2 separate regions of the Homo sapiens genome follow, and region 2 is linked to region 1. A link is an interaction called in ENCODE POLR2A ChIA-PET data of the cell type or tissue named here. Cell type or tissue: GM12878. All regions are shown on one strand.

Region 1 (5,000 bases):
TGAATAAAATGACCCAAAGTCAAGCTTATAAAGGAGTGCTCAACTGACACCATGGAATTTTATCGGTTTGCTATTCTTGCCTCATCTATCACATGCCACTCAACCTCTGCGAGACTAAATACAGAACTGTACTGAGTGCCTTCTCACCGCTCAGGATTCAGTTAGTCATTTAAATGACTTAGTCAGACAATCTTGTTTGAAGTTTGCTATGAGCCATGCACCACGTGCCACCCTATTTGAGGAGGCCAAGCAAAAACGAAGAGATCATCCCTGCCCATAAAGGATGACAGACTAGAGGCCCAAGAAGATGAATAATATTCATAAAAAATGGGGAAATGAGGACACGAGTGATTTAGGGAAAACCCGATGCATATGCATTCTGCTTCCAGAATATTATGTTTTAAAATGTGTCCTGAAAACACATGGAGAGAGGATAAAAGGCCCAGGTTGAGGATGTCATTGTGTAGGTCATCCATATATAGGGGGTTCCTGAAGTTGACACCAGGATCGTAAATCCTGATCAAACTTTTTTAGATGAAAGATGATGTTTTAGTCATATTAAATTTTAAATCATAGGTGATTAACAAATAAATCTTGGGTTAATAAATGAATGAATGAGTGAGGCCAGGCACAGTGGGTCATGCCTGTAATCCCAGCACTTCAAGAGGCCACGGTAGGAGAATCGCTTGAGGCCAGGAAATTGAGGTATGCCTGGGCAAGATAGCAAGATTCCATTTCTACGAAAATAAAATAGCCCATCGTGGCTGGGAGCGGTGGCTCACGCCTATAATCCCAACACGTTGGGAGGCCTAGGCAGGTGGATCACCTGAAGTCAGGAGTTTGAGACTAGCCTGGCCAACATGGTGAAACCCTGGCTCTACCAAAAAATACAAAAATTAGCTGGGCATTGTGCCACGCACCTGTAATCCCAGCTTCTGGGAAGGCTGAGGTGGGTGAATCACTTGAACCCAGGAGGCGGAGGTTGCAGTGAACCAAGATTTTATCACTGCACTGCAGACTGGATGACAGAGTGAGACCCTGTCTCAAAAAACAAAAACAAAAACAAGCCAGGTGTGGTGGCACACACCTGTAGTTGCAGCGACTTGGGAAGCTGAGACAGGAGGTTCATCTGAACCCAGGAGTTTGAGGCTGCAGGGAGCTATGATTGCACCACTGCACTCCAGCCTGGTCTACAGAGCAAGACCCTATGCTTTAAATAAATAAGTAAATAAATATATAAATAAATAAACAGAAGCTAGTCTAGAACTCAGTCTTAGGAGATAAAGGAGTTAGGAGACAAAAGGTGTCCTAGAAGATCAAAGAAAGAAAGGCACAATCACAAAATCGCAAGTCTCCTCAAATCCCTTCTCCTTTAACACAGGCTTCCCAACTATCATGAAGGTCAAACCAGGTTGTCAGAGATAAGATCTGAGATGAGTTTGTGGTATTTGCTCAGATCTGAAAGAGTACATTATAGCTATAAAAATGTACAGTCTAGAGAGGCCTCAAGTTATTTTTAAGAGAGGGTTTAATCTGAAAATACATGCATTAGATATTATACTACAAAGATGTTTTCACTTTGCACTCACACAATGCTGCTTCTAGGAAAACCGAAGACCCTTCTCCACTTTTTTCTTTCTTCTTCATCCCCGTCTCCCACTCCCAGAAGATGTTGCTATATAGGTTGGTTAGATTCTTCCATAAAATGTTTGGGGCTGGGTGTGGTGGCTCACACCTGTAATCCCAGCACTTTTGGAGGCTGGGGTGGATGGATCACCTGAGGTCGGGAATTTGAGGCCAGCCTGATCAACATGGTGAAACCCCATCTCTACTAAAAATACCAAAAATATTAGCCAGACATGGTGGCAGGTGCCTGTAATCTCAGCTACTCGGGAGGCTGAGGCAGGAGAATAGCTTGAACCCAGGAGGCGAAGGTTGCAGTGGGATGAGATCACGCCATTGCACTCCAGCCTGGGCCACAAGAGCGAAACTCCATCTCAAAAAAAATAAAAAAGAGTTTGGGCCTCAGTTTCCTCAACAGTTAAATGTGGACAATAATGGTGCCTACATTAGAGGGTTTATGTGAAGATTAAATACGATCTTATGAAGCACCATATCAATACCTGCCACAAGCCCAATACATTTGGCTGTGTTCGTCACCACCACCACCATCACCATCATAACCATCAACATTATGGTTCAGTCAGCTCAAGTCCCCTACTTTGTCACCTTCTCAGATGGGTCAAACCCACAGGGATTTCTCCCTCTTCTGACCTTAACTAGCATTTCCCTTCTAACATCTAATCATATGCCATTTAAAATTTTTCTCCTTATTTCACATATGCATTATCATTCCAACATGCTTGAAGTTATCAGTAGGGACAGTATCTTAAAATTTTTAAACTCCTATAGCACCTACCATGTGCTGAGCTTATGTTTGGCACTCAATGTGCCAAATATATGATTGCATTTATTTAAATAAAAATGGAAGGAAATCATTTCTTTTGTGTCCCTGATAATGTTGAAAGCAGTCTGGGCTCTTGGCACTTAAAGAATACTTGTTGAACAGATGCTTGTTGAGCAGAGATGTAATTATCAGTCACACCTTATGCAGCACAAACTTGTAGAATATTAAAGCAAGGAAGAGGCCATATTTTACAGATGAGGAAATTGAGGTCCCCACTGATGACACAGATCTCATTGAACAAAAGTTATGGTGGAAATAATTCTCAGGACTCTTTTTCTGCTATGCATTTTAAAACAACCACCAATAAAAAGTTATTTCAGCAAATGTTTATTGAAGGGGAAAAAAAGTCCCTTTAGGTTTTCTGCGGGAGGTAGCGTTTCCTCTTACACTCAACAATTTGGTGGTGTGGTAGAGAGAGGTGTAGGGAGGAGCCAAGGAGGCCCCTATGACTGGGCTGTTGTGTGGGCCTAGGCGGGGGAGGGGTGGGATTTTCACTTCTTGGAAGGCTCTTCCAGCTCCAGGCAATCCGGGCCAGGTTTTGACACCTGCATGTCTCAGCACCCTGCCCTAAGTCAGCCAAAGTGTACCTTCTAGAGAGCCGCCCTCCCCGCTGAGTCCCTGGGCTCCTGGAAACTCACCCCCTGAGACCAGAATAGGTCCCCATAGACCAGAAAAGGCCCCCACACTCGGAACTGGAGGAATTGGCTCTCCTTAAAAAACGAGGATATGATTTTGCAATTAGAATGCACTCCTGTAAGAGGAGACACCTCTGCGCTGGCCTCAGGGGTGAGCTGGAGGTGGGAGGTGGGCGCTGAGGGCGGTCAGAAGGCCTCTGGAGGGGACCTTGGGACAAGGGCTTCTTTGGTAGCCCTGGCCAGGTTCACAGGCTTCCTTTCAGGTTTTGTGCCCACGATTCCCCCACCCATCTCCTCCCGCCAGCGTTTCTCTATCTCTTAAATACACCTTCCTAATCCTCTCCTTCCTCCTTTTTAAAGCCAGCCTTTCCTTTCAAATACTTCCTCAAATGCCAGCTTGTTATGTTTGTGCCCTGCCGTGTACGAGAGTATATTTCAGACCACAGAGTTGGATTTTTATTCATTCCTTCATTCAGTCATTCATTCATTCATTCATTCAATAAATATTTGATTATTTCTATGTGCAGGGCTCACAGCATCATGAAATGATGAGAAAGACTGGCCCAGTCCTTAGGTGGATGAATAATTAGCTAATTAACTAAATAATTATAAGCATAAAAGGGAGTTTTGAGAGGTGTTAAGAGACAGGTAGAAAAACAATTGGATCATTGGAAACTTGAAAAGAAAAATTAAAAAATAATAGTTAAAAATAAATAAATAAAAACCATTGGAACCAGCCTTCCTCCCTTTGTCGGAAACTCTTAATCAAATCAGCTTGGTGCCCTGGGACTATCCCACTCCACTGGCACAGGAGCAGTTACCCTTTTAAAAGCTCTTCCTACATGGCCTGGCACAGTGGCTCACACCTGTAATTTCAGCACTTTGGGAAGTCAAGGTGGGAGGGTCATTTGAGGTCAGGAGTTGGAGACTAACCTAGGCAACATAGCAAGACTCTGTCTCCACAAAAAATAAACTTTAAAAAGTTAGGGGGCAAAAAAAGAATAAAAAGTCATCCTAAGTAACTTGTTTTGGGGCAAAGAAATTCCTTCTACCTTTCCTTCTTCCCACAGGTCAGAGTTTCAGAGCTAGAGGGGGTCTTTTCAGACTCCACTGCCCAGCCATAATTCTTCCAGACCCACTGGCCCTGTTGGTGTCTCAGATTGGCCATTTACACAGTTTTCGCATGTCTGGTCTTTTAAGATTAATGTATCATACAAGGCAGTAGGATACAGTGGCAAATAAAGAGTGTGGACTCTGGGACTAGACTGCCTCTGTGTGCATCCTGTCTCCGATGCTTACTAGCTGTGTGGCCTTGGGCAAGTTACTTAACCTCTACATGCTCAATTTCATCATCATTAAAATGGAGTGTGTATGATAATACCCAATCCATAGGAGTGTCATGAAGGTTTAATGAGTTCCTGCCCACTTGGAACAGTGCTTACCACATAGTAAGGGCTCAGGAAGGCAGCTCTTGGATGCTGTGGTTTGGCCCTCCCCCAGCAAGATGTCCAGCCATGGCTCCTAAAACTCAGCCTGGCTCAGAGTCTCAGGCTGCTGCTTGCCTAGGAGGAGAGGCTGAAACTTTTTTCAAGGGACAAGCTGCTGGCAGTAAGACTGCCTGGATGCTAAATAAACAAAGGCACTGAAAGATATGTTGTCTCTAACACCAGGCGCCTCCCCAACTGTCCATTGCTCAATGAGAAGGGAGCCCAGAGACCTAGTTTTAACCCATTTATGCCAGAAGTTGCAATTTTTTTGTGTGAAAAATTAGAACTTAGCAATGACTTTGAGCAGTAGAATATAAATAACTCCCATAAGCTTAGTGTTCCAGTAATGGAACACTAGGCATAAATGGGGTAAGCAGGGCTCTCACTTACACCTGACTTCTTCTGTGACTC
Region 2 (5,000 bases), 230 kb after region 1:
AAATTTTGTAGAGGAAGCCATGTCCCTACAGCTCTTGCATTCTACATGGCTGCAGAAGTAGCACCATGTGGACACACCACCAAGGTTTACCACTGTTTGTTTGTTTGTTTGTTTGTTTGTTTGTTTTGAGACAGAGTCTCACTCTGTTGCCAGGCTGAGTGCAGTGGCACGATCTCAGCTCACTGCAACCTCCGCTTCCTGGGTTCAGGCGATTCTCCTGCCTCAGCCTCCCGAGTAGCTGAGACTACAGGTGCCCACCACCACGCCAGGCTAATTTTTGTATTTTTAGTAGAGACAGGGTTTCACCATGTTGGTCAGGTGGGTCTCAAACTCCTGACCTTGTGGTCCACCTACTTCGGCCTCCCAAAGCGCAGGGATTACAGGCATGAGCCACTGCATCCAGCCTGGTTTTTTTCTTTGTTTTTCTTTTCTTTTCTTTTTTTTTTTAAGACAGATTTTCACTTTTGTTGCCCAGGCTGGAGTGCAATGGCATAATCTCAGCTCACTGCAATATACGCAACCTCTGCTTCCCGGGTTCAAGCAATTCTCTTGCCTCAGCCTCCCGAGTAGCTGGAACTATAGGCACGTGCCACCACTACTGGCTAATTTTTTTTTTTTTTTTTTTTTTTTTTGACGGAGTCTTGCTTTGTCGCCAGGCTGGAGTGCAATGGTGCAATCTCGGCTCACTGCAACCTCTGCCTCCCGGGTTCAAGTGATTCTCCTGCCTCAGCCTCCTGAGTAGCTGGGACTGCAGGTGTGTGCCACCACCATGCCCAGCTAATTTTTGTAGTTTTAGTAGAGATGGGGTTTCACCATGTTGGCCAGGATGGTCTCAATCTCTTGACCTTGTGATCCACCTGCCTTGGCCTCCCAAAGTGCTGGGATTACAGGCGTGAGCCACCACGCCCAACCTAATTTTTTGTATTTTTAGTAGAGATGGGGTTTCACCATGTTGGCCAGGCTAGTCTTGAACTCCTAACCTCAGGTGATCCACCCGCCTTGGCCTCCCAAAGTGCAGGGATTACAGGCATGAGCCCTTGCACCCGGTCTGTTTTTTTGTTTTTCTTTCTTTCTTTTTTGTTTTTTTTAGACAGATTTTCACTCTTGTAGCCCAGGCTGGAGTGCAATGGCTCAATCTCGGCTCACTGCAATATATGCAACCTCTGCCTCCCGGGTTCAAGCAATTCTCTTGCCTCAGCCTCCCGAGTAGCTGGAACTATAGGTACGTGCCACCACTCCTGGCTAATTTTTTTTTTTTTTTTTTTTTTTTTTGACGGAGTCTTGCTTTGTCGCCAGGCTGGAGTGCAGTGGTGCAATCTCGGCTCACTGCAACCTCTGCTTCCCGGGTTCAAGTGATTGTCCTGCCTCAGCCTCCTGAGCAGCTGGGACTGCTGGTGTGTGCTACCACCACGCCCAGCTAATTTTTGTATTTTTAGTAGAGATGAGGTTTCACCATGTTGGCCAGGATGGTCTCAATCTCTTGACCTTGTGATCCACCCACCTTGGCCTCCCAAAATGCTGGGATTACAGGCGTGAGCCACCACGCCCAACTTAATTTTTTGTATTTTTAGAAGAGATGGCCAACCATGTTGGCCAGGCTAGTCTCAAACTCCTGACCTCAGGTGATCCACCCGCCTTGGCCTCCCAAAGTGCAGGGATTACAGGCATGAGCCACTGTGCCTAGCCAAGGTTTACCTCTTAGATGTTTTAGTGGGTCAAGTATCACCTGGGCCTGCATGAGCCATGGCTGGGGCGGCTAAGGAGTGCCGCACCAGAATTCATGGAGCAGACCAAAGATAGTTCTGGGCAATGAGCCAGAGGGCTCCCAGACCAGTCTCCTGAAACCCTTCTGCCCTCCTAAAGCTCTGGGCCTGAGCAGCAGCCTTGAAACTCCCTGTAATACCTTTAGAGTCATTCTCCCATTGTTTTGATGATCCTTTCTGGGTTTTTTTTATTTTTTATTTATTTATTTTATTTTATTTTTTATTTATTTTTAGACGGATTCTTGCTCTGTCGCCCAGGCTGGAGTGCAGTAGTACCATCTTGGCTTACTGCAACCTCCACCTCCTAGGTTCAAGCGATTCTCCTGACTCTGCTTCCCAAGGAGCTGAGACTATGGGCACACACCACCGCACCTGGCTAATTTTTTTTTTTTTTTTTTTTTTGAGATGGAGTCTTGCTCTGTCACCCAGGCTGGAGTTCAGTGGCACAATCTCGGCTCACTGCAACCTTGGCCTCCCGGGCTCAAGCAATTCTTCTGCCTCAGCCCACAGAGTAACTGGAGCTACAGGCATGCGCCACCATGCCCGGCTAATTTTTGTACGTTTAATAGAGACAGGGTTTCACCATATTGGCCAAGCTAATCTTGAACTCCTGATCTTGTGATCTGCTCGCCTCAGCCTCCCAAAGTGCTGGGATTACAGGCATGAGCCACCGCGCCTGGCATTTTTTTTTTTTTTTTTTTAGATGGAGTTTCGCTCTTGTTGCCCAGGCCTGGAGTGCAATGGCACGATGTCGGCTCACCCCAACCTCCACCTCCCGGGTTCAAACGATTCTCCTGACTCAGCCTCCCGAGTAGCTGGGCTTACAGGCAAGTGCCACCATGCCTGGCTAATTTTGTATTTTTAGTAGAGATGGGGTTTCTCCATGTTGGTCAGGCTGGTCTCGAACTGCTGACCTCAGTTGATCCGCCTGCCTTGGCCTCCCAAAGTGCTGGGATTACAGGTGCGAGTCACTGCGCCCAGCCTAATTTTTGTGGTTTTTTTTAAGTAGAGATGGGGTTTCACCATGTTGGCCTGGCTGGTTTCAAACTCCTGACCTCAAGATCTGCCCACCTTGGCCTCCCTAAGTGCTGAGATTACAGGCATGAGCCATCATGCCTGGCCTAAAATGCACACTCTTGAGCCCCATCCCTAGAAGGCCTGATTCATTGAAAGCAGTGACAGTGGGGGCTAGGGCAGAAAGGACAGACATGTATATTTTTAACCAACTCCTGAGGTGATTCTGATGCAGGTGGTCTAGAGGCAAGAGGAAAAGACATGTACAATATGGGCGTAACTAAATGGCTTGGTGGAAAAATCATGTCTATGTGGTAGGAACTGGCAAGCCCTCCTGGACAAGGTAGCATTCCATCTGGGCTTTAAGGATGGGAAGGATTTTATACATTCTTCTACACTTTTCCATCTGGAGGCTGATTGGGTGCCCACCCCCTCTCCCCTAACCCTCAAAGACATGTTGAAGTCCTAATTTCTGGAACCTGTGAAGGTAACCTTATTTGGCAAAAGAGTCTTTGCAGATGTAATTAAATTAAGGATCTTGAGATCATCCTGGATTCTCTGGATGGGTCCTAAGTCCAATGAAAAGTGTCTTTATGAGACACAGAGAGAAGAGAGAAGGCCATGTGAAGACAGAAGCAGAGATTGTAATGATGCAGCCACAAGCCAAGGAATGCCTGGAACCACCGAAGAGGCAAGGAAGGATTCTCCCTTAGAGCCTTCAGAGAGATTGCATCCCTGCCAACACCTTGATTTCAGACTTCTGGCTTCCGGATCTGTGAAAGAAAATATTTTCTGTTGTTTTCAGCTACCCAGTCTGTGTTCATTTGTTACAGCAACCGGCACTTTGGGAGGAAACGAACACAGTCTTTCATCCTAGTCCCAAAAGCTGCTCTGGGGAGGTCTTTGCAACTACATTCGCCCCATGGAGGTCAGAGCCTGCAGACACTTGAGCCGTGCTTGCCAAATACCTGGCTGGGACCCCAGACCCTGAAGGAGGATGGTGAAGCACAACTGTTAGTGATGTAGTATCATCGTCCTTCTGAACTTGATACTTCTTCACTTCTCTTTGGATGCAGATTGGAAGAAGTCAAAGAAAGGCTCGTTCTCAGTTTCTGCCTTCACATTTTACAAGGGAGGAAGTCAACATCTAGAAAGGGTAACTATCAGCCCAAGGCCACCCAGCAAGTGGGTGGCAAAGGCAAAGCCTCTGTCCAGAGCACACTCCTGTGGGTTGCCCAGTCTGTATCATTAAGGTCTGGTTGTGATAATGACGTAATAATGTTACTTTAATTTTACTCCAAGAAAAGTTGATTGCCTCTAATGACTTTGCTTGGTGGTCAGTCTTCTTGTCTCTGACCAACATGTGGGTAGTGGCTTTTAACCTCTGGCTTAGAAATGAGGATGGTCTTCTTCCCCATAGTTGTGTCTTCTGCTTTAGGGATACAAGTTGAGCTATCTTTGGAAGCCGTCATCCAAAATGCAGAAGTTGGCCATCTGTAGAACTGACAGCACTGGTTGCGGTTTTGAAACACCAAATGTTGGAGAAGTGCGTCTTTAGAAAGGTTATTAATACTTCCTTTGTCCACGTGCCACGATGACTTTCTGTAAGGGAGAAGAAAAAAGCTCCCCCATGTGCCTGTGCAGAGAGCTTCCTCCTCTTCTCAAGTCCTCCTAGCTTCCCATTCCTCCCTCTTTGCTAAAACTTGAGCTGGTAGCACATGGCCAGCAGAGGAATGAACCTTGTCCTCAAGCTGGTATTGCAGGTACTCTACTTACCAGAAGACAAATTCACATAGCATTCTAGGTGAAAGGGTGGCAGTGCTTCAGTGGGGGAAACAGGATTGTAAATCAAACTGAGCAATATTTATTGAGAGCATGCTACATGAAAGGTATTGAAAGGTTAGGTGCTGAGATAGGAATGGGCAAGCATTACTTTGGAGCATTGGTTTTCAACTATGGATGTACATTGAATCACAGGGGAGATTTTAAAAAAATACTGATACCCAGGTTACATCCCACATCAATTACATCAGAATGTCCGGGAGTGGGAGACAGGCATCGGTATTTTCTGGGGTTTTTTTTTTGTTGTTGTTGTTTTTTTTGAGACAAGGCCTCGCTTTGTCACCTAGGCTGGAGTGTGGTGGTGCAATCTCGGCTCACTGCAACCTCCACCTTCTGGGTTCAAGCTATTCTCCTGCCTCAGCCTCCCAAGTAGCTAGGGTC

The links. ChIA-PET counts read pairs that join two places held together with the same protein. Peaks named below come from ENCODE experiments on the same cell type or tissue, not always from the same donor. Only the 100,000 strongest peaks of a DNase experiment are listed, where the experiment ranks them.
Region 2: POLR2A ChIA-PET joins it to region 1 with 5 read pairs; 4 of 35 experiments call an interaction of 5 or more read pairs at or near these places.

What each region holds. Positions count from the first base shown.
Region 1 is chr14:75,417,535-75,422,534 of GRCh38, reverse strand. No RefSeq gene overlaps it. Among named protein-coding and RNA genes, the nearest start is that of JDP2-AS1, 7.6 kb to the left of the region's middle. RefSeq lists an enhancer at 3,279-3,328. In GM12878, no CTCF peak of the experiment used is centred here; a DNase peak (open chromatin) is centred at 2,944; H3K4me3 peaks cover 951 bases; H3K27ac peaks cover 1,187 bases.
Region 2 is chr14:75,188,089-75,193,088 of GRCh38, reverse strand. No RefSeq gene overlaps it. Among named protein-coding and RNA genes, the nearest start is that of TMED10, 14 kb to the right of the region's middle. In GM12878, no CTCF peak of the experiment used is centred here; a DNase peak (open chromatin) is centred at 4,308.